Linked DNA regions of Mus musculus: regions 1 and 2 are each linked to region 3. Evidence: chromatin contacts called from ENCODE POLR2A ChIA-PET data. All regions are on one chromosome and are shown on one strand. The core of a region is the stretch at or near the end of the contact, and the rest is flanking DNA. Distances in the headings are between cores, read along the strand shown.

Region 1 (3,768 bases), core at 102-2,601, 160 kb after region 3:
TCTTCTTCTTCTTCTTCTTCTTCTTCTTCTTCTTCTTCTTCTTCTTCTTCTTCTTCTTCTTCTTCTCCTTCTCCTTCTCCTTCTCCTTCTCCTTCTCCTTCTCCTTCTCCTTCTCCTTCTCCTTCTCCTTCTCCTTCTCCTTCCCCCTTCCCTCCTCCTCCTCCTCCTCCTCCTCCTCCTCCTCCTCCTCCTCCTCCTCCTCCTCCTCCTCCTCCTCCTCCTCCTCCTCCTCTTCTTCTTCTTCTTCTTCTTCTTCTTCTTCTTCTTCTTCTTCTTCTTCTTCTTCTTCTTCTTCTTCTTCTTCTTCCTCCTCCTCCTTGTTTTTTTTTGAGACAGGACAGGGTTTCTCTGTGTTGCCCTGGCTGTCCTGGAACTCAGTCTGTAGACCAGGCTGGCTCAAACTCAGAAACCCACCTGCCTCTGCCTCCCAAATGCTGGGATTAAAAGCATGGGCCGGGCTGGTGAGATGGCTCAGTGGGTAAGGGCACCCGACTGCTCTTCCGAAGGTCAGGAGTTCAAATCCCAGCAACCACATGGTGGCTCACAACCATCTGTAACGAGATCTGACTCCCTCTTCTGGAGTGTCTGAGGACAGCTACAGTGTACGTACATTAAAAAAAAAAAAAAAAAAAAAAAAAGAGTGTGGGCCACCACTGCCCAGCCAAAAATATCTCTGTCTTTATAGATCTGCGAGATCAATAGTCTCAGTTTCCCTTGTTTATAAATCTCTGAAACCAAAAAACTAAGAAGAAGGGAAGAAAGAAAACAAAAGCAAACAAAGAAAGAAAAGACAAGGAGACAACAGCTGGACTTGGTTACACACACTTGTAGTTCCAGCCAGCCTGGAACTCTCCATCCTCCTGAGTGTTGAGACTGCAAACATGCCACCACACTTCAGCTCTGGCTGGTTTTCTTGGTGTTCTTACTCTTTGAGTTTGCTGAACTTCTTTCATCCATAAATTTTTTTTTCAGAAATATTTCAGCCATTCCTTTTTTTATTTTCCTTAACGGGGTCTCTAACCCAGGTTGGCCTTGAACTAGGTTTCTAGCTGAGGATCTGAAGATAAACTTGAATTCCTATTCCTTGGGTGTCCCCACCTGCCAAGTACTTCATTTACGCTGTGCTGGAAATCAAACTCAAGGCTTGAATGTATTGGGCAATCGCTCTACCAGCTCAGTCACATCCCCGGACCTTTCTTACTTTCCCCCCCTACGCTTCTTTTGTCTATGCAACAGCCTAAGTTTCCATTGTCGACAGAGTTTTGCCTGGAGTGCTGCTTTGTTTTCTGAGATCCCTTGGCTGAGCAAGGGCGTTCTCGGCTCTTAGGTTGGTCTGCCCCCTAGTGGAGCCTTCCAGCACTGTTTGTTAGCTGAGGCAGCACAGGCCACCCCAGCGTCAATAACTGGTGACCGGGAAGGGGCAGCCTGTGATTTCCACTCATCTCTCTTGGCAGGGACTCAGTGTCTTACTTTAAGGCTGGGTAAAGACGCTGAGGCTGGGTTCCTCTTCTTGCCTCCCCAGAGCTGAACTTCCAACATCCAGAGGGCACTTAGTGAGAAAGGATCCTGGCAGATGATTTAAGGCAGAGCTGGGTGGTGAGCCTTTGATAGTCTGTGCCCTGGAGGAGGGGCTTGTCCTTAGCTGCACCCATCTAGAGTGGAGCTTGCATCACGTGGGCAGAGAGGAGGGATGGGTCAAGGCAAGTGCCCCAACTCACTCCCTTCCTGGCAGGATTTGGTAGATTTTCCTGAACGCTGTTTCTCCTTTGGCTGAGAGTCCTCAGAACAAGTTCCAGGACTTTCAATAACTTTCTGGAGACTTCTCACCAGAAAAGGCTGCTTTGCTGGGGACAGCCCTCTGAACCCCTCTGGCCACCGGCGTGTGGGGCCTTATAGTTCAGTATGACTCACACAGATGCCCAGATGTTTTCAGGGTCTGCCAAGATGTGCCTTTGTTCCCTTCTCCAGTTTTCCTTTTTGAAACAGGGTCTCACTATGTATCCTTAGCTGGCCTGGAATTTGGTAAATCAGCCTGTTTCTGCCTCCTAGGAGCTAGGATGAAAGTGCTTGGGCGGTGTGTGCTGCTGTGCCTAGAAACAAGATCTCAACAGCAACAGCAGCTCTAAGGACTACCCCTTATGTCTCCCTCTCTCACCCATCCTTCCTAATACACAGACATGGCGTTATCATGGAGTTTTCAAACAGGGTCTCTCTCAATGGCTGACTTGGAACTTACTCTGTAGCCCAGACTAGCCTCAAACTCATGGTGGTCTTCTTGTTTCAGGCACCCAAGGATTAAAGGTGCGCTCCACCATCCTGAGCTTACCTGACTTTCCCATTTGTTGACTTGAAGTTCATGTCTCCTTTCCGTACTCATGCCTCTCTTTTGGACACACGCAGTCCATTTGTTCTGTCAGTCACATAGAGTAGATATGTAGGCCATCTCCAACATTTTTCAACTTTACATTGTTTTACAATGAATGTGTGTGTTTGTATGCACATGTGTATATGCGTGTGTATGTGTGTGTGCGTGTGTATGTATGTGCATGTGTGTGTACATGTGTATGTGTGTGCTCATGTATGTGTGTGCATGTACATATATATGTGTGTGCATGCATGTATGCATGTGTGTGTATGCAGGTATATGTGCATGTGTGTATGTGTGTATATGTGTGTGCATGTGTATAAATGTGTATATCTTTGTGTATGTGTGTTCATGTATGTGCATGCGTGTGGTGTGTGTGCATGTAAGTGTACTTGGGACACTTTCCAAGAAGTTCAAACACAGAGGTGATTTTTCTGTGTGCTGCCAAATCTCCCCCTTGAGACCCTTTGTTCTACGCCTCCCAGTCAGGTTGCTTATGCCAGTTTCCCTGTAAGCTCCACAGCACTCTGAGGTTATGTTTGCAACTGTGTCAACCTGACAGATAAGGAGCCATCCTCCTGGTTGTGATTATCATTTTTTATTTCCCTTATAATGAGAGGTTGAACATCGTTTTATATGGTTCGAGGTCTAATTGACTATTATTTTATTTATAAATCCCTTCTTAAACAGCTTCATGGAGGCATAATTAATATTTTTAAAATATATACAAAGTGGCAATTACATGTTTATAGATACCAGTATATACAAGTGAAACTGTTACAGTCAGATAATGAAAGTGTTTATCGCTACTCCCGGTTTCCCTGTGCCCTTCTCCAACTCTCTTCATCCATGACATGTTTGTTGCTTTATATGTGAACCTCTGTAGGGCTTTATTCACATGGAACTGTGTCAAGTTTTTGGTCTTTCCATGGCTGAGCAGTATACTTTTATGGAACATTCTAAAATGTGTTTCTCCATTCACCTGTTTATGAATCTGGATTGGTTTCTCCAACAGTTGCTATGAATGTTCTTGTCAAATCTTCATGTGGACAGAAGAATAAATTATTTATTTATTTTTGGTTTTTCGAGACAAGGTTTCTCTGTGTAGCCCTGGCTGTCCTGGAACTCACTTTGTAGACCAGACTGGCCTCAAACTCAGAAATCCACCTGCCTCTGCTTCCCAAGTGCTGGGATTAAAGGTGTGTACCACCACCGCCCAGCAGAGGGTAATTTATATACCTAGGAGCAGAATGGCAGATCATATATGCTTTTAAATGGATTTCATGTAGGCCAGGCTAGCCTCAAATTCTTTATGTAGCCAAGGATAACCTAGAATTCTTGATCGATTCCTCCTACCCTTCTACCCAAATGAGTGCTAGGGTTACAGATATGTGCCACTATAT
Region 2 (3,628 bases), core at 209-2,708, 180 kb before region 3:
CAGAGCCCTGTCTGGTCATTTCACAAAAGCACACAGACAACTTTTTAAGTGGATTTAAATTTATGATGCAGGAGTTTGAACCTAGGGCTTCAAGTGTAGCTAGGGCAAGCACTCTCCTGAGCTACATATCCAGCCCCAGATTGGCTTTTAAACAACAGGTTTTGGAAATAGCCAAGGGGGAGTTGTACGAGGATGACTGTCACTGGTGTCTTTAAGTAAAATTAAGTCTACTGTGGCCATCAGCTCTTCATCCCAGAATTTGATGCCCCTTCCTTCTACAGATAGGACCAACAAGAGGGATGTAAAGTGTTGGTCGTATTCAGGTATCAAGGCATAGAACATGCTGTGCCTTCAACAAGCCTCCTAGAATCTGAGCCCTGCTCAGGAAATCAGACCAATGCACAGTCATCAAAGACCCCCAAACCCGATCCCATGAAAAGCAGGGCCAATACTTGATGGTTCAGGGAGTCAGACAAAACTGACCTCCAAAGAAGCTTGAAGTATTAACTCACCAAGAGCGAATGGCAGTTTCCATAGTAACTGGACCAGATGGGGCTCATGCATCCCCCGAGCTCTCGGATGGTGATCTTCCTGTGGGCCACAATGTCTGTAAGGTTGGTGCCCACCTATGGAAAAAACCACGATGCACTGAGACCAGCGCAAGCGGTGTGCTGTGGTGAGCTTCTGGATGGCAGCACCGCCATGAGGGAGCTAAGCATCCACAGCCAGTGACAACTGCTCAAGCCCTCTGCTCTCGCCACCAAGAAATGCAGCTCTCTGGGGGCTCCAGGCCAACGTCAACCATAGAGATGGGCCTTGAGAGTGACGAGGGAATGAATTTCTAGGGATGGGAGAGAAAGGTGCCCACCGGAAGACGGGCTTCGGGTTCTCCACACTCAGAAGTCTAGTGATGGGAGTTCCTCTGCCGCAGACAGTACCCAACCTACTGACCACAGGCACCGCGGCTTCCATTAGAAGAGGTCTGAGGACCTTTGCAAGCCTCAAAGGGCATGCATGACCTGAGAGAGGCCGACACCTACCGTGGGCCGCGTCGGTGGGGGCTCTCCCAGGTCGCCTTTGCCATCTCCGGAGCTCAGCTGTCCCGGCGGTCAAGGGCCATGGCGTGGCAGAGGGAGGAGTTCCCGTGATGAGCGACCCCGGTGTGCTCCCTCCCCACCCTGCCTGGGACTCCCTGCCTGCCCACTCGGCGCGGAAGGATATTCTGAAGGCGTTTCACCAGCAGGGTCTTCCCGACCCCAGCAGCTCCAAGCAGGAGACACATCCCTTCCTCGGATAACGCGCTTGTACCTCCGAGCTACCACGCAATGAGGCCCGCCTCCGCTTAGCTTTCATTGGATAGACCGCTCGTCCAGGCTGCTCATTGGTTAGTCCCAATGGACTGAGCGGTCCAATGGACGCTCAGAGTCAGTGTGTAAGCGCAAGTCTCGCCATGGAGCAGGACTCGGGGCGGCGCGGAGGCGTTGCGCGTGCGCGAGCAGAAAAAGAAAGGCGGAAGCGGAAGTTGGGGGGCGCGTCAGCTCCGAAAGAGGGAGCGACTGCAGCGTCGGTCCGGAGTGGGGTCGCCATGGGGCGAGGCAGCGGCACCTTCGAGCGTCTCCTAGGTAACGCGTCCGCCCGTCAGCTCCAAGTCAGCTCCCTCGCGCGCACCGGCCAGATGCTGCCTCCGTAGGTCTCAGGAGAGCGGGCCGGCCACCTAGACCGGCCGTCGGCCTCCGGGGAGCACTGCACGGTTCCCGGGCCTCGGGTGTGGCCGCCCGGGCTGTACACTGAGTCCTGGGGTTCCAGTGACGAATGCTCTTTGGGGGTCCGTGACGGACCTCTCTTCCTCCGGGTCCGACGGTCCTGAACCGATTGGGCCAAAGTCCTGAGTCATGAAGTCATGACTCAGATCTTAGCTTCATGCGGGTCTCAGACCCCGATACCTTTTCGCAGGGTGGAACCGATACTGCCTTCCTTAAACCTTTCGAGCCCCTTGGGGAATGCTTCCTAGGACCTCAGCCTCTTGCGCTCTGGTAGTGCCTGGGGGTTTGAGAAGACATGTATTTCTCATTTTTGAAGGTGCTTGTTGATATCACTATCTGAGGTTCCTGGACAGTGTAAATTTTAGGAGGGAAAAATGAGTTTGACATGCATGCACCATTCCCTCAATAAATGTGTTCAGGAGCAGGCCCCATCCTAGGCTGCTCACTTGCTCCTTTTTGAGCTAAGGTTTTCAAAGGGGAATCTTAGATGATGAGATGTTTACCTTAGTCTCATATCCTGGGAGGTTCAGCACGTCAGGTATGAATCCACTAACTTGTTGAATGAGTAACAAGGGTGGTGTATCTTGGGATAGCTCACTTTCGTAAGGGAGGGGTGATCCGAGTGTGAAGAGGTGTTGGCTGGGGGTACCACTTGACATGGAGAAATCATCCCTCATCTTCTAGAGCTTGCTAAGGGACCCATTACATTACCCAGCTAAGAGGTAAAGGACAAAACTTCTAAATGATGGGACTCTGTTGAGAAGCAGCAGGGTATGCCATTTTAAAGTGCCCAGCAAGCTGTGACAAAGGGCATTCTCTACCTCCTTTATCTTTAAAGCAGATGCAAGTAGTACCTCTCTCCAGAGGGTCTGTGGGAACTGAGTGAAGCCGAGCTTGAGCTGACAGCTGATAGGGACTAAGTATCATTTCCACATTATTTGCTTCTTGCATGGGAGGATGCCATTTCCATGGTTGTCAGTGTACTTCAAGAGGATTTTCAGTTTGGTTTTGGCTGTATAAAATGAGGGATGTTCTTGACTTTTGACGGGCCGGCTCGGAAACATAGCTCAATGGACCCTTTGAATGGGCATCTCTTCCCTTTAGACAAAGCCACCAGCCAGCTTCTGTTGGAGACAGACTGGGAGTCCATTCTACAGATCTGCGACCTGATCCGTCAGGGGGACACACAGTAAGTGAAGAGAACCACCCCTCTTCTAAGATTAAATGGGCAACATGAGTTTTTTGTTTTTTTGTTTTTTTTTAATCCAGATTGTTTTGATATCTTGGGACAATTAAAACAGCACAATTTGGAGATACTTAGACTCACTGATATTTCCTTGAGGAGGTCTGTCAGGCTAAACTCATGGTTGGCTTATATTTCAGTTGGTAGAGTATTTGCCTAGCATGTATTAAACCTTGAGTGTCATGCTCAACACACTATAACCCAGGTGTGACAGCACTGTCATACCCCAGGTGTGACAGCACTCTCTGTGATCCCAGCACTTAGGAAGTGAAGACAGAAGGATAGGAAGTCCAAGGCTTGAGTCTAGCCTGGGGTACGAAAACCCCTGTCTCAGTACTTAAAGAAATATGGAGGAGGGCTTTCCTAACCATACTGAGGGCTTTCCCATCCTTTTCTCTCTCTGCTGTTACTAATTCCTACCCCCCCGCCCCTTTTTTTCCCCCCTCTTCCAGAGCAAAATATGCTGTAAACTCCATCAAGAAGAAGGTTAATGATAAGAACCCACACGTGGCTTTGTATGCTCTGGAGGTAACTAGAGCGCTGTTGCAGTTGTTTCTCTCCTCAGACTCCAAGAATCCTTACCCTTCCGGTGTCAGGTCTCCACATAGCAACCAGTGGAGAC
Region 3 (3,605 bases), core at 1,098-3,597:
GCTCCCACCAGCATCTCAAAGCACTGACCAGGAGGGCCTGGGCCCCGAGGCGGACTGCCAGGCGTCTGGGAAGCCCCATTTTCACACCACCGTCAGCCAGAGCATCCAGGGCTGTGAAAGCCTGCGTGCAGGGAGATTGCATCCTCAGCCTCCTCTCTGGGACCCAGAGCAGGGTGCAGCAGAGACAGAGGCACACAGAGCCCCTGGGAACTGCCCACAGCCCCGACCACCCATCGCTCCAGTGCTCACATAGGCAGGGCCGCTGCCACTGAGCCCTGTGACAGCATCGATCAGATCTTCCTCCACCTCTGTGCAGAAGCCCACGCTGCCCATGAGCTGCTCCACAAGCCTGCCATCTTCCACCTGAGCGTGAGTACCTGTGGCATACACAGTGACCCCCTCCCGTACCACGACCGGGGTGTTAGTCATACATCGGATGACTTTGGGGGCAGGTTGGAACGCTGTCAGCTTCTGGAAGAGGAAGAGAAACCAGCTCTATCATTCCTGTGGTGGGTGGTAGCCGTTTGTCCTCATCCCAGGTATGGAAGTGAGCATGGATGTGCTTCCCCTATGGAGCACTTCCTGAGTTCTTGCTGCAGGCTGGGCTGCTACACCCTGTGCACAGGTACAGAAGCCGGACACCAAGAGCAGAGATCCTGACCACATGCTGCACACCCCCTCTGCAGCGCTATTTATCTGGCCCGTGGCACCCACCTTTTCGATGGAGTTGATGGTGACCCCTGCCGCACAAGACACCACAATGTGCCTGTCCTCAATGTTCGCCCCAATTTCATCCAGGATGAAGGGGATGATGTGTGGCTTCACAGCCAGGAAGAGCACATCACTGTGGCGCACAGTCTCTTTGTTGTGGGGTGTCAGGTTCACCCCTATCTTCTGCAGGGAGGGGTGCAAGGAGACCCAGCTTGCCTCATGGGCCATCTATCTGCCCACAAAGCTGAGAGCCCTGTGTGTAGTGAGGCCCAGAGGCTGCTGGGTGAGATGGGAAAGGCACTATGCCCTGGAATAGGTCCCCTTTGAAGTAGAAAAGGGACATCACAGACTTCTAAACCACAGCCCAGCCCAGCCCAGCCCACCTCGGGCAGCAGTCTCTGCAGCTGCCTGCCTTCCAGATGTGGGTGGTGGTCTCAAGCTGGGAGCCTGGCCCCCCATCCCCCAATCCTTAGCCTGAAAATCCTGGCTGAGCCATACCAAACAGAAACTGTGTCATCCATCATCATCACCCTAGCCAACTGTTTGATCTCCATGCTGCCTGGCCTTCCGGAGGCCTCCATAACCCCCATCTAGGTAACCCCATTCCAGACTAGCACTCTCTCCTACCAGCTGTATTCACGACAGGGCAGGGGAGCAGTACCTGCGGGTTCCCAATGGCAGATTTGTGTCTCCTACTGGAGTCAGGTGTGCAGCAAAACTAACCCTAGACCCAACTCTAAAGAGCTTCAGGCTTTCAATCTGCTTTCACCTGGCACCTACCCGGAGGGCCGAGACCGTAGCTTGGTCCATGTCTGGGGAGCTGGCCATTATCTTGTGTGCAGCCAGAACACCTGTAGGGGACAGAATTCCTCCCTCAAAGCTAGTTCTAGCCTCTCAGCTCCTATGAGGGAGACAGCTGAAGCATCCTTCACCTCCTTTAGGGAAGCAACCCCAAACATATGGCAGCTGTCATTTCCCAAAGGACTGAGGCCACTAACACAGACACTCCACGCTAGCACCCTCCCTGGCAGCAGCAGAATTTACTACCTGCAGCTGTGAAGCCCTTGGCTAGAGCAAAGGCTAGCTGCCCTGCCCCGATGAAGCCTACGCTCATGTCTGGAGGTCCACGACCCACAACTTTCACAGCTGACGCCGGCTCTGTAGGGCAGCAGAGAACTGTACCGACAGGACGGAAAGAGAGACGTCGGGTGGGTAATACCAAGTCTGGCCGTTCCTAGCAGCCAGGTGCTCCCCAACCCCCACCCCAGCCTGCTTAATTTCTATGTTGCTCCTCGGCTGGCCGGGTTGGGAAGTTGTCCCAGGTACCCCGACACCCCGTACCACTACCACCCGCCGCCCAGAGCCAGGATGCCTGGTCTGCAGCTGAAGGTTCTGAGCCTTCTGCAAAGGGCTCAGGGAGCCAAAAGGAAAGAGATTGATTGAAGGGGAGGGTCAGGAATCCAGCGAACCCTCAACATCCAAGTCTCCAGCTTATTTCCCAGAAGCCCCAGCCCCTAAGCCTTCATTCCAGGAGTTCCATCCCCGAAGCCCCAAGTCCCGCTACCCACAGCGTGGATATTCGGGTACACACACAACAGACAGCCCAGCCCTTCTTGCATTCGCCACGCGGCACCCGCGCCCACCGGCCCCGCCCTCACTTCATTTCAGCCAATGAGCTGTGCGCCCTGTGAGAGAGCTAGCCAATCCAGAGCTGCAGCTGGAGCCTTGTGCATTGCATCATACACAGGGCAGGGACAGACGCTCCTCCTTGCTCCCTCCCTGAGGTGAGCAGTAGTTGCGAATACAAGTCAGTATTCACAAAAGCCACGGGTCCCTCCTCTGTTGTCTTTTTGCAAGTGTTGTTTTTGTTTTTGAAAGCTAGGTACCTTCTGCAGCCACAGGCCCGTTAACTTCCCAAACCACCTCCATCCTACAGTACCTCAGCTCTCCAACTAAGGGTTTTAGAGATATTGTACTCTGGGCATCCGCAACCTCTTAGAGGAGTTTCAGGCCCATCTGCTGGTCTTGAAGCTGCAGAGCAGTCTGAGTTCACACTCTGCTAAAGTACATTTGATTCCAGTGCCTACCCCTCACCTTCCCACCTCACCCCACTCCCCAACTCCCTTAGAGGTGGCTTGCTTATTTTTTTTTTTTTCTGTTTTGTTTGTTTCCTTAGATAAAGACAAGTTGCTTTAGAAAAGTAAATTTTAAATCACTAGGAAGTTTCCAGCCTGCAAGATTTGGGGAAGGAATTTCCATCCCTTCTTCTTGGCCCTAATGACCACCACCCAAACGAGGAGACTGCTCTGTGGTGATAGTGTTCACTGTGTGGATGGCTAGTTCAATACTCAACCTCTAAAAAGAGAAGAGCTGGAGAAGAAGAGCTGTGCCAAGTTGACAGCTCAAGTCTATGCACAAAGCCTAGAAGTTCAGTTTCCCAAACTCAGCTCCCAACTTGAGATGCTTCCCAGGACTAGAGAGAATCCTCAGTGCTTAAGAGCATGTTATTCTTGCAGAGGCCCTGGAATCTGTTCCCAGTACCCACATGGCAGCTAACTATCCAGAATTCCTCTCTAGGGATCTAACACTGCCTCTGAACCCCTCAGTCACCAGGTATGCAAAGGTGAGCATGCGTACATGCAAGCAAAACACTTAAAATAAACTAAATTTTTTAAATGTATGCTTTTCTCCAAGTGATAATAAACATCACTCCTAAAACAAAGAAAGACAGTTCTGTCATCTAGGGAGCCCCAGAAACCTTCTCCCATTTTCTTCTTGAGTCTTAGCTCTCACTTCCCCTGCCTTCTCTAGCACCTCTGAAATTTAGGTTGGATGTGATGCTGAGGGCAGAAAGCTACTGAACAGTGAGGATGCTGGGGACTTAGCGAACATGC

The links. ChIA-PET counts read pairs that join two places held with the same protein, here RNA polymerase II (POLR2A).
Region 1: POLR2A ChIA-PET joins it to region 3 with 13 read pairs in embryonic stem cell. The contact joins the enhancer-like site here to the promoter of Pycr1 in region 3. POLR2A ChIA-PET finds 5 or more read pairs at or near these places in 3 of 5 experiments (Patski and embryonic stem cell).
Region 2: POLR2A ChIA-PET joins it to region 3 with 14 read pairs in embryonic stem cell. The contact joins the promoter of Arl16 here to the promoter of Pycr1 in region 3. POLR2A ChIA-PET finds 5 or more read pairs at or near these places in 4 of 5 experiments (Patski and embryonic stem cell).

Annotation. Positions count from the first base shown.
Region 1 is chr11:120,798,846-120,802,613 of GRCm38, forward strand. No RefSeq gene overlaps it. Among named protein-coding and RNA genes, the nearest start is that of Dus1l, 4.3 kb to the left of the region's middle. Within about 2 kb of position 1,352, at least 3 of the 3 ENCODE cell types and tissues checked have a DNase peak (open chromatin) inside an H3K27ac peak, as active enhancers do.
Region 2 is chr11:120,466,142-120,469,769 of GRCm38, forward strand. Arl16 (ADP-ribosylation factor-like 16) reads right to left here and starts at 1,459. Exons shown (of 5, transcript NM_197995.2): 1 at 1,222-1,459; 2 at 1,041-1,099; 3 at 513-626. The coding sequence starts at 1,282. Hgs (HGF-regulated tyrosine kinase substrate) reads left to right here and starts at 1,494. Exons shown (of 22, transcript NM_008244.3): 1 at 1,494-1,622; 2 at 2,868-2,952; 3 at 3,459-3,534. The coding sequence starts at 1,586.
Region 3 is chr11:120,641,401-120,645,005 of GRCm38, forward strand. Pycr1 (pyrroline-5-carboxylate reductase 1) reads right to left here and starts at 2,348. Exons shown (of 8, transcript NM_001348222.2): 1 at 2,280-2,348; 2 at 1,759-1,887; 3 at 1,492-1,562; 4 at 715-894; 5 at 250-471; 6 at 29-121. The coding sequence starts at 1,825.